Linked DNA regions of Homo sapiens: region 2 is linked to region 1. Evidence: chromatin contacts called from ENCODE Hi-C or POLR2A ChIA-PET data. All regions are on one chromosome and are shown on one strand. The core of a region is the stretch at or near the end of the contact, and the rest is flanking DNA. Distances in the headings are between cores, read along the strand shown. Region 1 overlaps LASP1 (LIM and SH3 protein 1). Region 2 overlaps PLXDC1 (plexin domain containing 1).

The links. Hi-C counts contacts between places; a loop is a spot of excess contacts on that map. ChIA-PET counts read pairs that join two places held with the same protein, here RNA polymerase II (POLR2A). Pooled maps may share reads with other maps.
Region 2: a pooled map shows a loop between it and region 1 (2.7-fold over the local background). The contact joins two enhancer-like sites. A Hi-C loop is called at or near these places in 2 of 50 pooled maps. POLR2A ChIA-PET finds 5 or more read pairs at or near these places in 2 of 52 experiments (AG04449 and CD8-positive, alpha-beta T cell).

The regions. Positions count from the first base shown.
Region 1 is chr17:38,894,550-38,902,185 of GRCh38, reverse strand. LASP1 (LIM and SH3 protein 1) reads right to left here. Exons shown (of 7, transcript NM_006148.4): 4 at 3,667-3,774. Among named protein-coding and RNA genes, the nearest start is that of MIR6779, 17 kb to the left of the region's middle. RefSeq lists enhancers at 197-822, 2,453-2,972, 2,993-3,312, 2,973-3,494, 3,723-3,832 and 3 more. Within about 2 kb of position 3,750, at least 26 of the 41 ENCODE cell types and tissues checked have a DNase peak (open chromatin) inside an H3K27ac peak, as active enhancers do.
Region 2 is chr17:39,114,422-39,122,057 of GRCh38, reverse strand. All of the region lies in intron 2 of PLXDC1 (plexin domain containing 1), which reads left to right. Among named protein-coding and RNA genes, the nearest start is that of PLXDC1, 33 kb to the left of the region's middle. RefSeq lists an enhancer at 2,823-2,872. Within about 2 kb of position 3,242, at least 2 of the 41 ENCODE cell types and tissues checked have a DNase peak (open chromatin) inside an H3K27ac peak, as active enhancers do.

The DNA.
Region 1 (7,636 bases), core at 2,501-5,000:
GGAGTCTGAGGTGGGAGAATGGCTTGATCCCAGAAGATTCAGGCTGCACTGAGCCGTGAACACACCACCGCACTCCAGCCCGGATGACGGAGCGAAACCCTGTCTCAAAAATAAAAATAGGCTGGGCTCGGTGTCTCACGCCTGTAATCCCAGCACTTTGGGAGGCCGAGGCGGGTGGATCACAAGGTCAGGAGATCAAGATCATCCTGGCTAACACGGCGAAACCCCATCTCTACTAAAAATACAAAAACTATTAGCCGGGCGTGGTGGCGGGCGCCTGTAGTCCCAGCTACTCACGAGGCTGAGGCAGCAGAATGGCGTGAACCCGGGAGGCGGAGGTTGCAGTGAGCCGAGATTGCGCCACTGCACTCCAGCCTGGGTGATAAACCAAGGCTCCGTCTCAAAAAAATAAAAATAAAAATAAAGCTCCCCTGGGGTTCTGAGGTACAGCCTGATCTGGCACCCTCTGACTTAGGGGTTGGTGAAGCTTTTTCAGACTTTTAGGTGGTGGCTCTCAAACTTCAGAGAGCACCACAGAAACCCAGGGAATGTGTCTAACATGCTGATTCCTGGGCCCCACTCCCAGAGACGCTGATTCTGGCAGCCAGGGGAGAAGGCCTGTGAGTCTGCATTTTCAGTCAACCCTACAGGTGACTGTGCTACAGCTGTCTGGAGGCCCATATCCGACAGACTGTAATTGCTTTCATTAAAACCAAGAGTCTCCAGGCTTTGCATTCACACCCTACAGGTCTCTGCTAAAGCTGCAAAAGCAGCTAGCAGGTCGGGGTCGATCCCTTCCCCCAGCTCCTGCAGAGGACCATTAGCTCACTGCAGCACCGCGAGAAGGGTAAAAGATGGTTATCTCCTGAGATGCGGATGGCTTGGCCAGGGTGGTGAGTTTTGTCACTAGGATATTAACACCTCTAACTGGGGGAGGGAAGAAGAGGAGGTGGCTTAGGCTGAGTGTGGAGTGTTCTGGAAGCCTTCCAGAAAGGGAAGCAGGGATGACTGGGCTTGTCTCCCCTCCTCCAAAACCCACAGGGTGAAGCAATGAGTGAACAGCCAGGGAGCTGGGGTTGCACATTGGGAGCAAGTGTCACTGATAAAAGACTAGAGCCTCTACATGAAAAGCCGCAGAGGCTGAAGAGCCGACATTCCAGTTCTGTGAACCATTCCGGGTTTTCCCCATAATCTAAGACCATCTTCCCCCTCCCCCACTTTCCAAGCCGAGAGCTCTGAAACACAGACCTAAGGGTCTTACCCTTTGCAGGGTCTGAGCCAAAGGGAAGCTCCAGGGCGTGAGGCCAGGCCCTAGCATATAAAGAGTCAACTGTGACAGGCCTCTGGAAGTTGGAGGGGAAGGAGGATTAGAGTGCCCGCCCTAGGCATCCCCTGCTAGCCAAAGGGAAGCATGCCATTTCCTCAGGCCACCAACTTCAAACTGCAGGTCAACAGTCCAGTTGCAAAACCCATTCACAGTAAGTCTGCAACCAGCATCTTTTTGGTTTTTTTTTGAGATGGAGTCTTGCTCTGTCGCCAGGCTGGAGTGCAGTGGCCCGATCTCGACTCACTGCAACCTCTGCCTCCCGAGTTCAAGCGGTTCTTCTGTCTCAGCCTCCCAAGTAGCTGGGATTACAGGCACACGCCACCACGCCCAGCTAATTTTTGTATTTTTAGTAGAGATGGGGTTTCACCATGTTGGCCAGGATGGTCTCGATCTCTTGACCTCATGATCCGCCCACCTCAGCCTCTCAAAGTGCTGGGATTACAGGCATGAGCCACCGCGCCTGGTCCTTTTTTTTTTTGGAAACAGGGTCTCACTCGGTTTCCCAGGCTGGAATGCAGTGGTGCAATTACGGCTCACTATAACCTCAAACCTCTGGGCTCAGGTGATCCTCCCACTTCAGCCTCCTGAATAGCTAGGACCACAGGCGTGTGCTATCATGCCTGGCTAGTTTTTGTATTTTTTTTTTTTTTTTTTTTTTTTTGTAGAAACAGTTTTGCTATGTTGCCCAGGCTAGTCTCAAACTCCTGGGCTCAAGCAATCCTCCCACCTCAGTCTCCCAAAGTGTTGGGAATACAGTCCTCAAAGGGGCTGTATTATGTGAGGGTGTATAGGGGCCTGCAACCAGCATCTTTAGAAAAGATCTGAATGTGGCCGGGTGCGGTGGCTCACACCTGTAATCTTAGCACTTTGGGAGGCCAAGGCGGGCACATCACCTGAGGTCAGGTGTTCAAGACCAGCCTGGCCAACATGGTGAAACCCTGTCTCTACCAAAAATACAAAAATTGGCCGGGGGTGGTGGTGTGCACCTGTAATCCCAGCTACTCCACTTGGGAGGCTAAGGCAGGAGAATCACTTGAACCCTGGAGGCGGAGCACCACTGCACTCCAGCCTGAGCAACAGAGTGAGACTCTGTCTCAAAAAAAAAAAAAAAGATCTGAACGCCCTCTAAGTAGGAAGTACTCATTCATGAAAGCTTCCATTCTGTTTTCCCTCTACATAAATGTATGCCTGTCAGATGGGTCAAGACGTACAATGTATATTTTACTGTAGGCTGAAGTCAGAGTTTGAAAGCCACCATTTTGGGCATGGCTGGTTCTGCTGTCTGTGGGCTGCCTGTGCTTCTGAAATCCACCTGACCCACCACTGCAGCCCACTCTATGCACGGCCCAGCCAAGCTCTTAAAGGAGCGCCCTGCTGAGGTGGCCAGGTGGAGGGTAGGAAGGGATGTGGAGCCCAGGGAGTGGGTGCTGAGACCACCGGAAAGCCAGGCTCCCCCGGCAATCTCTATCCCCAGTTCCTCAGCCCAGAGCAACAATGGGCAGCTCACTGATCCCTTCCTGTTCCAGACACGAAGACAGCTGCCTGCCTAAACCCTCCCTGGCAGGACCTCCTAGGCCAGGCTGGCTGGGCAGCCCCTGCAGTTCTGTGTGCGCATCCCCCATGGTTGCTGCTCACCGCAGTGCCCTGCCCCCGCATGCCTAAAGCCACACAGGCTGCTTGCCTGTGGCTCTGCCAAGCAGGAAACTGAGGCCTGTTCTCTGGCCACAGGTGCCATGGAGGGCACACGATGCTGGGGACAGTTGATCCCCTGCCCACTCTCCATGCCCACCCCTGCCACAGCCAGATGCCACTGACCATCAGGGAGGCGGGGGGTGTGAGCCAGGGGGTGCAGGGCTGGCGGGTGAAGCTGGCTGGGGTTTTTACACAGGAAGGAAGAGCAGGCTGATGTGGGGGAGGAGGCCAAGGAAGGGCGGAAATGACTGCAATGTCAGCACCCAGGCGCAGACCAGGGGAGGCCAGGTGCTCCCCGCCCCCCAGTTTTGACCTTTGTGCTAAGATGAGACATGCAGTCTTCACCGATACCCACGATATCCAGAAAAAAGAACAACAGTCAGAGAGAGTGGGGGCTGATTTAGCACACAGGCCCCCACAGAATACAGTCCCTTCAAGAAGAAAATGCTATGCGTGCTGGTGGTCTGGGGGTACACAGAGAAGAGGCATCTGGGAACCCCAAGCTCTTCCCCAGGCCCACCCTGGAGGGCAGGGGTAGTGGAGGCACTGGCCTCATTCACATCTGCCAGGCTTGCGTCTGCCAGGCTGGCAGGAAGGGGACCAAACAGAGGGCAGCAGGGATGCCGCAGGGCAGGGCAAGAGCTCACGTTACTGATCTGGTCCTGGGTCTTCTTGATTCTCTGGAGCTCGGGCGTGTCTGCCACTACGCTGAAACCTTTGCCCTTGTTCTTCTCAAACTCCTCCTTGTAGCGCACCTGCAGGAGGGGAGGAAGAGGGATTGGAGTCAGGCCAGGAGCCGAAAGGGCCTCGGCTTGGGGCCCCTCTGAGGCAGCAACCAGTCAGGAGACAGGGACAGGGAGTCAGCAGAAAGACCCTGATCAGAAGTCCCCAACTCAAAGCAGAGGCCTCAGCCAAAAGGTGTTAGACTCGTAATAATAAGCCACTACCAAGTCTTTGGTGCACAGTGAATGGCAGGCACAGAGTCCAGGGCCTTACATGAACCATCTCATTTAGATCCCACCATACATATAGCCACGCAATTAACAGCTCCAATTTACGGATCAGGAAACGGAGCCACAGAAAGGCAAAGTCCCCTGCCCAAGGTCACAGAGCTTAGCAGTCAATGTCCGGCACTACCAGAGTGCAAACCCTCATCTGCCTGACTCTTGACCCTTCACTCCCTGCCCATCCTGTCTGGAAGCTTATAGGAAAAAGGTTCTTTCCAGGGCTCCCAGGGTGGCCCCAGCCCTCATGTTAGCCAGGATGTGGCCCTGCCCACTACGCCTGGGGGAGCTTTTCAGCAACCAGCTGAGTGAGGGCTGTGCCAAAGGACAGAGTTGGTGCCCAGAAAGGAGGGTGGTGAGACAGCCCCAGGGAAGGCTCCATCAGTGCGCCTTTGACAGGCCCCGCGGATTCTGGGAGCCTGCCGGGATGGCTTCAGAGGCCACCGCCATAGGAGGGGAGGAAAGCAGCGGGGGTCAGACAGCATCTCAGCAGGTCTCCAAGCTCCAGGGAAGAACCCTTCCACCCCACCACAGTACTAGAGGGACTCAAGTCAGACATCAGAAAGGACTTCCCTGGCACGAAAGGAATTGAAATATGAGGAACAGCTTGTCCTCCCCTGAGGGTTTTGAAGAACAGAATGAGGCTGAGAAAACTCATGGAACAGGAAACTATTCCTTGGCTTCCAGAGACTTCACTGTCCACCTCATCAGCCATCTGTTCCAGACCCCACCAGCTGCTTGGATTTCCTCCACGGGGGCTGCACTGTCCTGGACACAGGTCAGCCCAGGACACAAACCCAGGCAGTTCCCTGGCAGGGAATCATCTGGCAGCAGCACCGAGCTGTGCTTGGACTGGAGCGACTGCGCATGCGCATGCAGCCACGGCCACACCTGTCAGGTCCTCTGCACATGCCTGTGGGGGTCAGAGTCCTTGTTTGTCTCCTGAAGCCCCCAGTCACTCATCCATGTGGTTCCCTCTCCTTCTCTGTTCTGATCCAGACAAGAAGGGCTTGGATGTGCTGTTCCCCATTAGTTCAGAAGTGAATGCAGTGGATAGAGGCACCAACCCACCCCAAGAGTCCAGAACCTGCCTAGCACCAGCTCTTCCTCAGTCCTGGAAGCCCTGGGCCAGCACGGTGACTCTTAGTGGGAGGCCCTTTGGGAAGCGGGCATCGGGGAAGGTAGGGCACTCAGAGGCAGAGAAATGTAGCTCCAGATACAGAAGCCCTGCATCTCAAGCCCCTGGCCTCGGTTTCTTCATCTGTAAAAGAGTTGTGACAGAAATCAGGTATAATATGGGGAGGGGGCTTCTTATCACCAAGTCTGGGCACAAAGCCAGGCGGAGCTAGCACTAACGCAGGCTCAGTCTCCCACTTCTGAGTGATCTTGGGCCAACGACTTCACATCTCAAGACTCAGTTCCCACATCTGTAAAATGGGGACCATAACGCCAGTCACTCCAACCCACGATACAGACAGTGGCTCTAAAGCAGCAGCGCACTGTGGAGGGCCAGTGTGAAAGTGCTCTGTCAGCAATGAAGTGCTGAACGAGTGCCAGTCCCCCACTCCGTCCCCTGCTTCCTGGCTTTGCAAGGGTCAGGCCCCTAATCCAGGGGAATAATCGCCATGGCGACGCTGCAATGACATCAGCAGGTTCCCAGGATCGGGAACTGCTTCTGCCTCCCCCTCCCTGTTGGGGAAGGATCATTCATTTCACTGCTAACATAGGAGGCCCACAGAGGGTAGGGGTGAGGGGTAGGGGCTGAGAAGGGAGGGAGCCTGGGATCAGCACCACCTTGCTGTGTGTTTCTAAGCAAGTCAGTTCCCCTCTCTGGGTCCCCTGAAGGGAGCTGGCTAGCTGATCTCTAAAATCCCTCCCATTTGGAGTCTGTGACCATTTTAAAGCACCTTCAGACCCTGACTATGGATAATCAAGACAGGGAGGCTCTTTGAAAGGTCTTTGGGTATGGAAGGGGTGGCAGAAGTGAAGGGTGGGGGGCCAGGGGTGTAGGGAGGGCCCAGCCCAGAGCCCCTCTTCAGGGCTCCCTTCTTGCCCTGGCAGGAGTGCTTGCCCCTGTTGTCTAGGATGGCTCACCAGGGTGCTGTGGGGGTCCCTGTGGAGGAAGGGACCTGCCCAAGGTCACAACCCAGTTGTCGCTCAGGCCAGGATGCAACTCAGCGCTTCGGTCAGAGGACCCCACTTCTGGGAGATGCCTGGGCTCCCAGAGGACCCCACTCCTGGGAGATACCTGGGCTCCCATTTTGGAAACTCTGCTGTCAGGCCCAGGACTGACTGACATCTGAGGCTCCTGACACCCAAACAACCACCATCCGTGAAACTCTAATTTTTCTGTCAGTTCTTAGTTGTTCTCCCTGGATCTATCTTGCTTCTCATCCCAGCAGACAGGAGGTGCAGATCAACATTTGTTGGATCATGAATGAATTGAATGCAGACACGTAATCTCCAAACAAAGCAGCATAATTGGGAAAACAACTGCCTTGATGACCCAATATAAGAAGAAGGATCATTACTTAAAAACAAAAATTATGCCAGGCACGGTGGCTCACGCCTGTAATCCCACCACTTTGGGAGGCAGAGGTGGGTGGATCACCTGAGGTCAGGAGTTCATGACCAGCCTAACATGCTGAAACCCCATCTCTACTAAAAAAAATACAAAAAAAGTTAGCCGGGCGTGGTGGGCGTAATCCCAGCTACTTGGGAGGCTGAGGCAGGAGAATTCCTTGAACCTGGGAGCCGGAGGTTGCAGTGAGCTGAGATGGTGACACTGTACTCCAGGCTGGGCGACAGAGTAAAACTCCGTCTAAAAAAAAAACACAAAAATTAGGCTGGACTTAAAAAACAAAATGGCTCATGTCTGTAATCCCAGCAGTCTAGGAGGCCAAGACAGGTGGATCACTCGAGCCCAGGAGTTCGAGACCAGCCTGGGAACATAGTACCCCATCTCTATTTAAAAAAAAAAAAAATTAATAAAAATCTCTAAAAAAATACAAAATTTATTGAGCGAAATACAATTTCCACTATTATGTGCCTACCATGTGTTGGGCCAACATACTTTGTAACCCATCCCCTTCTAACAAAAAAGAAACACTAGTTTTTAAAATTTAGGCAGGGCGCGGTGGCTGACACCTGTAATCCCAGCACTTTGGGAGGCTGAGGTGGGCAGATCACTTGAGGTCAGGAGTTTGAAACAAGCCTGGGCAACATGACGAAACCCTGTCTCTACTAAAAATACAAAAATTAGCCGGGCATGGTGATGCACGCCTGTAGTCCCAGCTATTCAGGAGGTGGAGGCGAGAAAATCGCTTGAGTCTGGGAAGTCAAGGCTGCAATGAGCCAAGATCACGCCACTGCATTCCAGCCTGGGAGACAGAGAGAGACCCTGTCTCAAAAAAATACAAATTTAAAAAAAAAATTAGACACACACAGATGGAGAGGAGAGCTGATGGAAAGGGCCGGGGCTGGAAGTCATGGTCAAAAGGTTGCTGTGTGTATTTCCCAGCTTCTTCATGTCCAAGTTCCATTTCCTCTCCTTTCCGGGAGAACAGTAGTAGCAAACACTGAATGCTGACTCCACGTCAGGAATCTTTAAATG
Region 2 (7,636 bases), core at 1,993-4,492, 220 kb before region 1:
TGGCGTGATCTCAGCTCACGACAACCTCCACCTCCTGGGTTCAAGTGATTCTCCTGTGTCAACCTCCCGAGCAGCTGGGATTACAGGCGCCCACCACCACACATAGATAATTTTTGTATTTTTAGTAGAGATGGGGTTTCGCCATGTTGGCCAGGCTGGTCTCGAACTCCTGGCCTCAAGTGATCTGCCGGCCTCAGCCTCCCAAAGGGGTGAGCCTCCGGACCCGGTCACCCATTCTTATTACGGGCAATCTTTCTGCTCATCTTCCATTGGCCAGACATAGTCATGTAGCCATACCTAGCCATAAGGAGGGCTGGGAAATATGGTTTAACTGTGTGACTGTGTGCCTAGCTATAACTGGGAGCCTCTGCAACTCAAGGAAGAAGGAGAGAGTGGTTATTGGGAGGCAGTTATTAGTCTTTGCCATGGGTGGGGTTCCTCCATCAAAACTGCCCATGTGGGTGGCAGCGTGATAAGGGGCCTATGGTGGCAGTTGGGAAGTATCCCCAAAGTTGGTGAATTTCAAGCCATGGGACTCTTTTTCCCAATGGCCAGCCAAGAAGCTAGCAGTGATTGACTTTAGAGAAGAAGAATCACAGTGGTGTTGGCAGAGAAATCAAACTAGGAGGTTTATTCTGAGCCTCTATGAGCGATTGCAGCCTGGAGAAAACACAAACCCAAGAAGCCTTGAGTAAGTGATCCTGAGACAGGTGACAACTCTGCTTTATACATTTTAGGGAAGCAGAAGTTACCGGCAAAGTCATAAATTAATATATGGAGTTTATATGTTGCTTTGGCCCAAAAAAGGTGAGCTATCTTGAAGTGAGAGCTCACAGGTCATAGGTGGGTTCAGAGATTCTTTAATTTGCAATTGGTTAAAGGAGTAAGGCTTTGTTCAAAAACCTGGAGTCAGTAGAGGCCAAGTGCAGTGGCTCATGCCTGTAATCCCAGCACTTTGGGAGGCCGAGGTGAGAGGATCGCTTGAGTCCAGGAGTTTGAGACCAGACTGGGCAACATGGTGAAACCTTGACTCTACAAAAAATTTAAAAATTAGCTGGGTGTTTGGCCAGGTGCAGTGGCTCATGCCTGTAATCCCAACCCTGTCTCTACTAAAAATACAAAATTATACAAAATTAGCTGCGCGTGATGGCGCATGCCTGTAATCCCAGATACTTGGGAGGCTGAGGCAGGACAATCACTTGAACCCGGGAGGTTGCAGGGAGCCGAGATTGTGCTATTGCACTCCACCCTGGGCAACAGGAGCAAAACTCTGTCTCAAAAAAAAAAAAAAAAAAAAAATTAGCTGGGTGTGGTGGCATATGCCTGTGATCCCAGCTACTCAAGAGGCTGAGGCGGAAGGATCACTTGAGCCCTGGAGGTCGAGGACTGAGGCTGCAGTGAGCCATGATCAGGCAAGAGAGTGAGACCCTGTCTCAAAAAAAAAAAAAAAACCTAAAATAAATAAAAATAGAAAACTTGGAGTCAGTGGAAAAGAATGTTTAAGATAAAGAAGTTTGCTAATCATCATGTGATCTGCCAATCATATCATGCCATGTATCGTATGATCTGCCAGAGTCACATCATCTCATGCCTTATCTGATATGTCATGTGATATGTCAGAGCAAGACTCAATATGCTGGGTCAGGCCAGGCGCAGTGGCTCACACCTGTAATCCCAGCACTTTGGGAGCCCGAGGAGGGTGGATCACCTGAGGTCGGTCTCTACTAAAAATACAAAATTTAGCCGGGCGTGGTGGCGGGTGCCTGTAATCCCAGCTACTTGGGAGGCTGAGGCAGGAGAGTCGCTTGAACCTGGGAGGCAGAGGTTGCCGTGAGCCGAGGTGGTGCCATTGCACTCCAGCCTGTGTTACATGAGCGAAACTCCATCTCAAAAAACAAAACAAAAAAGCGCTGGGTCAGAGTGGCCTGCAGGGGTGCGTGATTTAACCCGTGCCTGTCATGGCCTTAGGTCCTCTTTATAATTTGATATCATATTGCCACAGAGTCCATTCTGTCTGTCTTCTGATCTCTATTTTAATATTAATGCTGGTAGTTGTGTCTAAACTGCAAAAGGGAGGGGTTACAATGAGGTGTGTCTGGTCTCCCATCCCATTATGGCTGGGAACTCAGCTTTTCTGGGGTCTCATTGGCCAAGAGGGGGTCCATTCAGTTGGTTGGGGGACTTAGGATTTTATTTTTAGTTTACAGTGGCTGATGTGTTGCCAGGGAAAAGTTCTCCCAGAAATTTAGTTTCTCAGTTCTCTCTTCTCATTCATATTCTTTTTAAAAATGAAGTTAAAAAAAAATTTTTTTTGAGACAGGGTCTCACTCTGTCGCCCAGGCTGGGGTGCAGTGGTGCGATCTTGGCTCACTGCAGCTTCAACTTCCCAGGCTCAAACGATTCTCCTGCCTCAGACTCTGAATAGCTCGGACTATGGGAGCACGCCATCACCCCTGGCCAGTTTTGGTATTTTTTGTAGAGATGGTGGTTTCAACATGTTGCCCAGGCTGGTCTCGAACTCGTGAGCTCAAGTGATCCACCCACCTGGGTCTCCCAAAGTACCAGCATTACAGGCCTGAGCCTCCACGCCCGATCTAATTTAATTTTTTAATTGACAAATAATTGTACATATTCATGGGGTACATAGTAATGTTTCAATACATATAATGTATAGTGATCAGATCAGGGTAATTTGCACATTCATAATCTCAAACACGTACCCTTGCTTTGTGGTGGGCTCATTCACACTCTTGCTGTCTGTACCAGTGAAGGACTGCCTGGGCTCACCCTGGAGGTTTTTCCTCTGATCACCTCATAAGCAAGGCTATTCTATTTAAGGTCCTTTTGGTTCTGAGGAGCTATTTGAGCTGTCCCACAGAGAAGGATTATCGTGAGGGTGCAGAAGACGATCATGGGAGACCCAAGGGCTGGACATGAAGGACAGCCAGACCTCAAGGAAGCTGGAAAGCTGTTGGGAACCAGGTCCCCTCCCCCAGTTCTTGCCTCCTTTTCATTAATTCATCATATGTTTATTGAAGCCAAATGTATATAAGGTCTGCCTTTCCTTTCTGTGGATCAGAAGTCTTCTGCAGACAGCTCAGGATGGTTTCGGTTCCTTTTTTTCTTTTTTTCTCACAGACTCTGTTCATCTTGAATGGTTTCAGTTCCTAAGTCTCCAAGATCTTTCAACTCAGCTCTCTTGCTGCCAGCTTCTCAGTTTCCCAATTTCACCCTCCCGGGTGGTGATCTGATTGGCTCAGGCTGCACAAGCTGTAGATTGTAGGCTTCCAATAGATGAGCTGCTTTTGAATCATGTGATTACCTATGTCCAATCAGTCTGAGGAAGCACAGGGTCATGTAGGAGACTGTGATGGGTGTAGTCAACTCAGCAGGGCCTACGGGTCTGGGGGCAAACGTCATTGGGATGGGGATGGAGCATCCTAAAACATGTCTGGTACAAGGATATTATTTAAAATATAATGTCACACCTGAAATTTTAGTTAGCAGGGCTCCATACAACATTGATGTTTCAGGAGCATCAGAAATTGTAGACTAGGCGGACATGGTGGCTCATGCTTGTAATCCCAGCACTTTGGGAGACCAAGGTGGGTGGATCACCTGAGGTCAGGAGTTCAAGAACAGCCTGGCCAACATGGTAAAACCCCTGTCTCTATTAAAAATACAAAATTAGCTGGGTGTGGTGGTATGCACCTGTAATCCCAGAGACTCTGGAGGGTGAGGCAGGAGAATCGCTTGATCCCAGGAAGCAGAGGTTGCAGTAGCCCAGATCTCACCATTGCACTCCAGCCTGGGCGACAAGAACGAAACTCCATCTCAAAAAAGAAGAAAAGAAAAGAGAGAGAGACAGACAGACAGAGAGAGAAAGAAAGAAAGAGAAAGGAAGGAAGAGATTGAGAGGAAGGAAGGAAGAGATTGAGAGAGAGAGAGGAAGGAAGGAAGGAAGGAAGGAAGGGAGGGAGGGAGGGAGGGAGGGAAGGAATTCTAGACTAAAAGGACTGGCTCTAGAACGCCGCGGGTAGGTGGCAATAGCTTTCATTGCATCACTGATGCTCAGCCCTGAGGAACCTGGGTAAACTCTGGCCTCATAAAGAACTGGATGGAGACAATCAATACAGGCAATGGAGCAGCCCTGCCCCAGCTGAAGTCTCTTCTTTTTCATTCCACAAGGCCTGAGTGGTTGGCAGAACTGTTGCACCTCCCTGGGCATGTGGACAGATTGGAGGATGCTGGCCAATCAAACCCTTTACTCAGCTCTGCTTCCAGAAAGTAAAAGGCATGTCTCTTGGTTTTGTTTTGTGACAATGTCTTGCTCTGTTGCCCAGGCTGGAATGCAGTGGCATGATCATGGCTTACTGCAGCTTTGATCCCTTGGGATCAGGCAATCCTCCTGCCCCAGCCTCACAAGTAGCTGGGACTACAGGTGCATGCCACCATGCCCAGCTAATTTTTGCATTTTTTTTTTTGTAGACTTGGGGGGAGGGTCTCACTATGTTGCCCAAGCTGGTCTTGAACTCCTGGATTCAAGCGATGTTTCTGCCTCAGCCTCCCAAAGTGCTTCTTGTCTTTTGAGAGTACTGGTTCATTGGTTGGATTCAGATGGCAAGTGGACATTGCGGTTGACTTTTCAACATATATTTTACCTTACAGCCTTGTACAATAGGAATGGGATCTTGGGTTCCATGATAATCCTACCCCCCAGCTGGTGTTTGGTTTAGGTGGAAGCTGTTTAGCATCTAGGGCTTCCTAGTCCAGAGGTGGCAGGGGACCCAGGTTGACCCTGCCATCTTGAAGCACACGTGTTCATTCAGTGGTCGGGGAGAGGTGTGCTGTGCCTGTCTTGCTTCCATGAGCCAGGGCTAGTTGCCACTGTCTGCCATCCCGTCACTACAAGATGCCTAGCCTTACAATGAAGCCCACACTGAAAGTGGCAGAGAAGAAAGACTGAAAGAGCTTGGTCTTGGTCATTGAGCCACATTCCCCGTCAACCCTGATGTCAGGCCTTTGCTCACCCAGCTTCCATTCCCCATTCCTAGCGGAGCCATGATCCCCAGTTCCTGGGGGAAGTAGACTGGTTTAACCAATCTGGCACGCCCTGGCCCTTGTAATAATCGGGGGCCACATCAGACTGAAGGGAAGATCTTGTGTTCCACTCTTGGTGCGAGGTTTCTCCTTTTGAACCCGACAAGGAAGCATGCTGCCTCAGTGGCTATAGGCAGCCCTCTTTGGACCAGGAGGCAGTCACACTTAGGACAATGTCCTGATGACACGAGGATCATCCATGTTCCATGCCTGCTGCCAGGCTCTCAGACGCTTGGTCTAACACATGTCCTCCGTGTTGAAGCTGGGTTTCTCTTCCTTGCCCCCGAAGGTATCTGCCTTGTTGGCTTTACTTCCTCAGAGAAGAAATTGAGGAATCCAGAGACACCTTCCTGTGTCCAGGATGTCCCAGGTTTGGGAATGCTGTCTGTGGGCTTGGATTCCCAGAGGAGGCAGCTGGTTCCTCCACAAGTGGCTTTTGTGTCACCTGCCACTGGAGATGGGGGAGGATGCTGTCCTTGTCAGAGCCACACTGCACATTCTCAGCACAGTCTTGACACCATTGGCTGCAGAATCCTTGTGATTCAGCTCATTTGGCAAGCAGATGCTGAACACCCACCAGATGCCAGGTGCCAACCCCTGCGCTAGGGAGGTGCTGGGGGCGGAGATGAATGTGCCACCATCCCTGAGCTCCAGCCTCCAGACAGTGGTCCTTCTGATTGAGAGTTTAACCAATGACTGGTAGGTAGCCTAAGTCACCTTCCCGGAGAGCTGTTGCTTAAAGATCTCAGAGACAGTGGATAGAGGAAAGGTCACTGTCTTTGAGTGGAACTGACCTGGTTTCATACAGTTACATTATTTCTTTTTATTTTTTGTTTTTTTGAGACGGAGTCTCACTGTGTCACCCAGGCTGGAGTGCAGTGGCGCAATCTCGGCTCACAGCAACCTCCACTCCTGGATTCAAGCAATTGAATATACTGCCTCAGCCTCCCCAGTAGCTGGGATTACAGGCATGCGCCACCACACCCAGCTAATTTTTGTATTTTTAGTAGAGATGGGTTTCACCATGTTGGCCAGGCTGGTCTTGAACTCCGGACATCAGGTGATCCGCCCTGTCTCAGCCTCCCAAAGTGCTGGGATTACAGGCATGAGCCACCATGCCTGGCCTAGTTACATGATTTCTAGTCTCAGTTTCCCCACTGAGAAAATGGGACTAATATTAGTGCTCACCTCCTAGGGTTGCCCTGCAGTAACAAATATGAAATGCCCAGCACTCTCCCATCACCACTCAGCAAATGCCAGCTTCCCTTCTCCTTCCTCCCACGCTCCCAAATGCTCCCCTGCAGGCTTTGTGCTTGGCTCTGCCCAGGAGTGATCCCCCTGCAAGTCGCCCCCTCCCTCCAGGGTGCAATTTGGCCTCACCCATCACTGTGTGGCCACCCTCAGCCAGAGCTGAGTAGATATGGCTCCTGGCTTCACTGTCCTGGAGTAATAAAAGTCAGGTGTGCCAGGAGGGCAGTCTGTTGGGCCTGTTTGGGACCTGCAGCAGATTCTGCATGGCATTGCCCTTGAGCCAGTCCTCCCCCTGGCAGGCCAGCTGTACTTGGCACTTCTGAGGCCTGAAGCAGAGCTTGGCCTCACCCTCGCTGGCCTGAGTAGGGCATCGTTAGGCTTCGAGGCTCTTGCCTTCCCTGGGATCTGCTGACTCATTGGAGAGAATCAGCTTAGGAGTTAGAGGCAGCAGCTCGTTTCATTTCTGACTTTCCTTGAGTCAGAATAGATGGAAGTTTTCTGTCAGTTAAGAGGTGCCATTGCAGGGGTCATCGGGAACTCCAAGAATGAGTCCAGGGATCATCCAGGTGTCAGAGCTGAGGCACGTGACACAGGGCCTGGTTTCTCTGCAGAACAGCACTAGTTTGGATCAGACTGCTTGTCTTTGCTGTGAAGCAGAGAACTCCGAGCAACGGGCCAGGAAGATGCATTCCCAGGAAGCTCACGCTTTGCAGTCTTAGCTGAGGCGGCAAGAGACACGTCAGCATCTGTTTGGGCTTCACAACTGCAGAGCGTGGCTTCTGTCCCGGGCACTCATTTCAGACGCCCGGAGGTTTGGGGAAAGCTCTCGCTGTGCGGGGCCCAGGAAGCAGGCTGATTGAAACCAGACCTTTCTCCGAGCCTCAAAGCAACCGTCTTAAACACTGGCCCGCTCAGGTTCCCAGGTGGAAGCTGTATTCAGTTGACTCTGAGACTTACCTGAGAGCACCTGTTTAGCATCTGCAGCTGTCCTGCTTTGTTTGGTAAAATGATCCTATCCTGGACTTCAGAATATGTAGTGGTACCTGTAAAACAGGCAGCTATAATTTGTGGTCATTCTTTGCTCAACAAATCCTCCATTGAACACATACTCTGTGCTTAAACACGATAAATAAAGGCTGACCTTACTCTTGGGGTCTTACGATCTTACAGGAAAGGCAGACATGAAGATGTGTATAAAATCCAAGTAAATTGTCACAAGTGTGCAAAACACCAGGAGAAAGAAGCACAGGGTGTGATGGGAATGCAACAGGGAATCAGAGAGGCT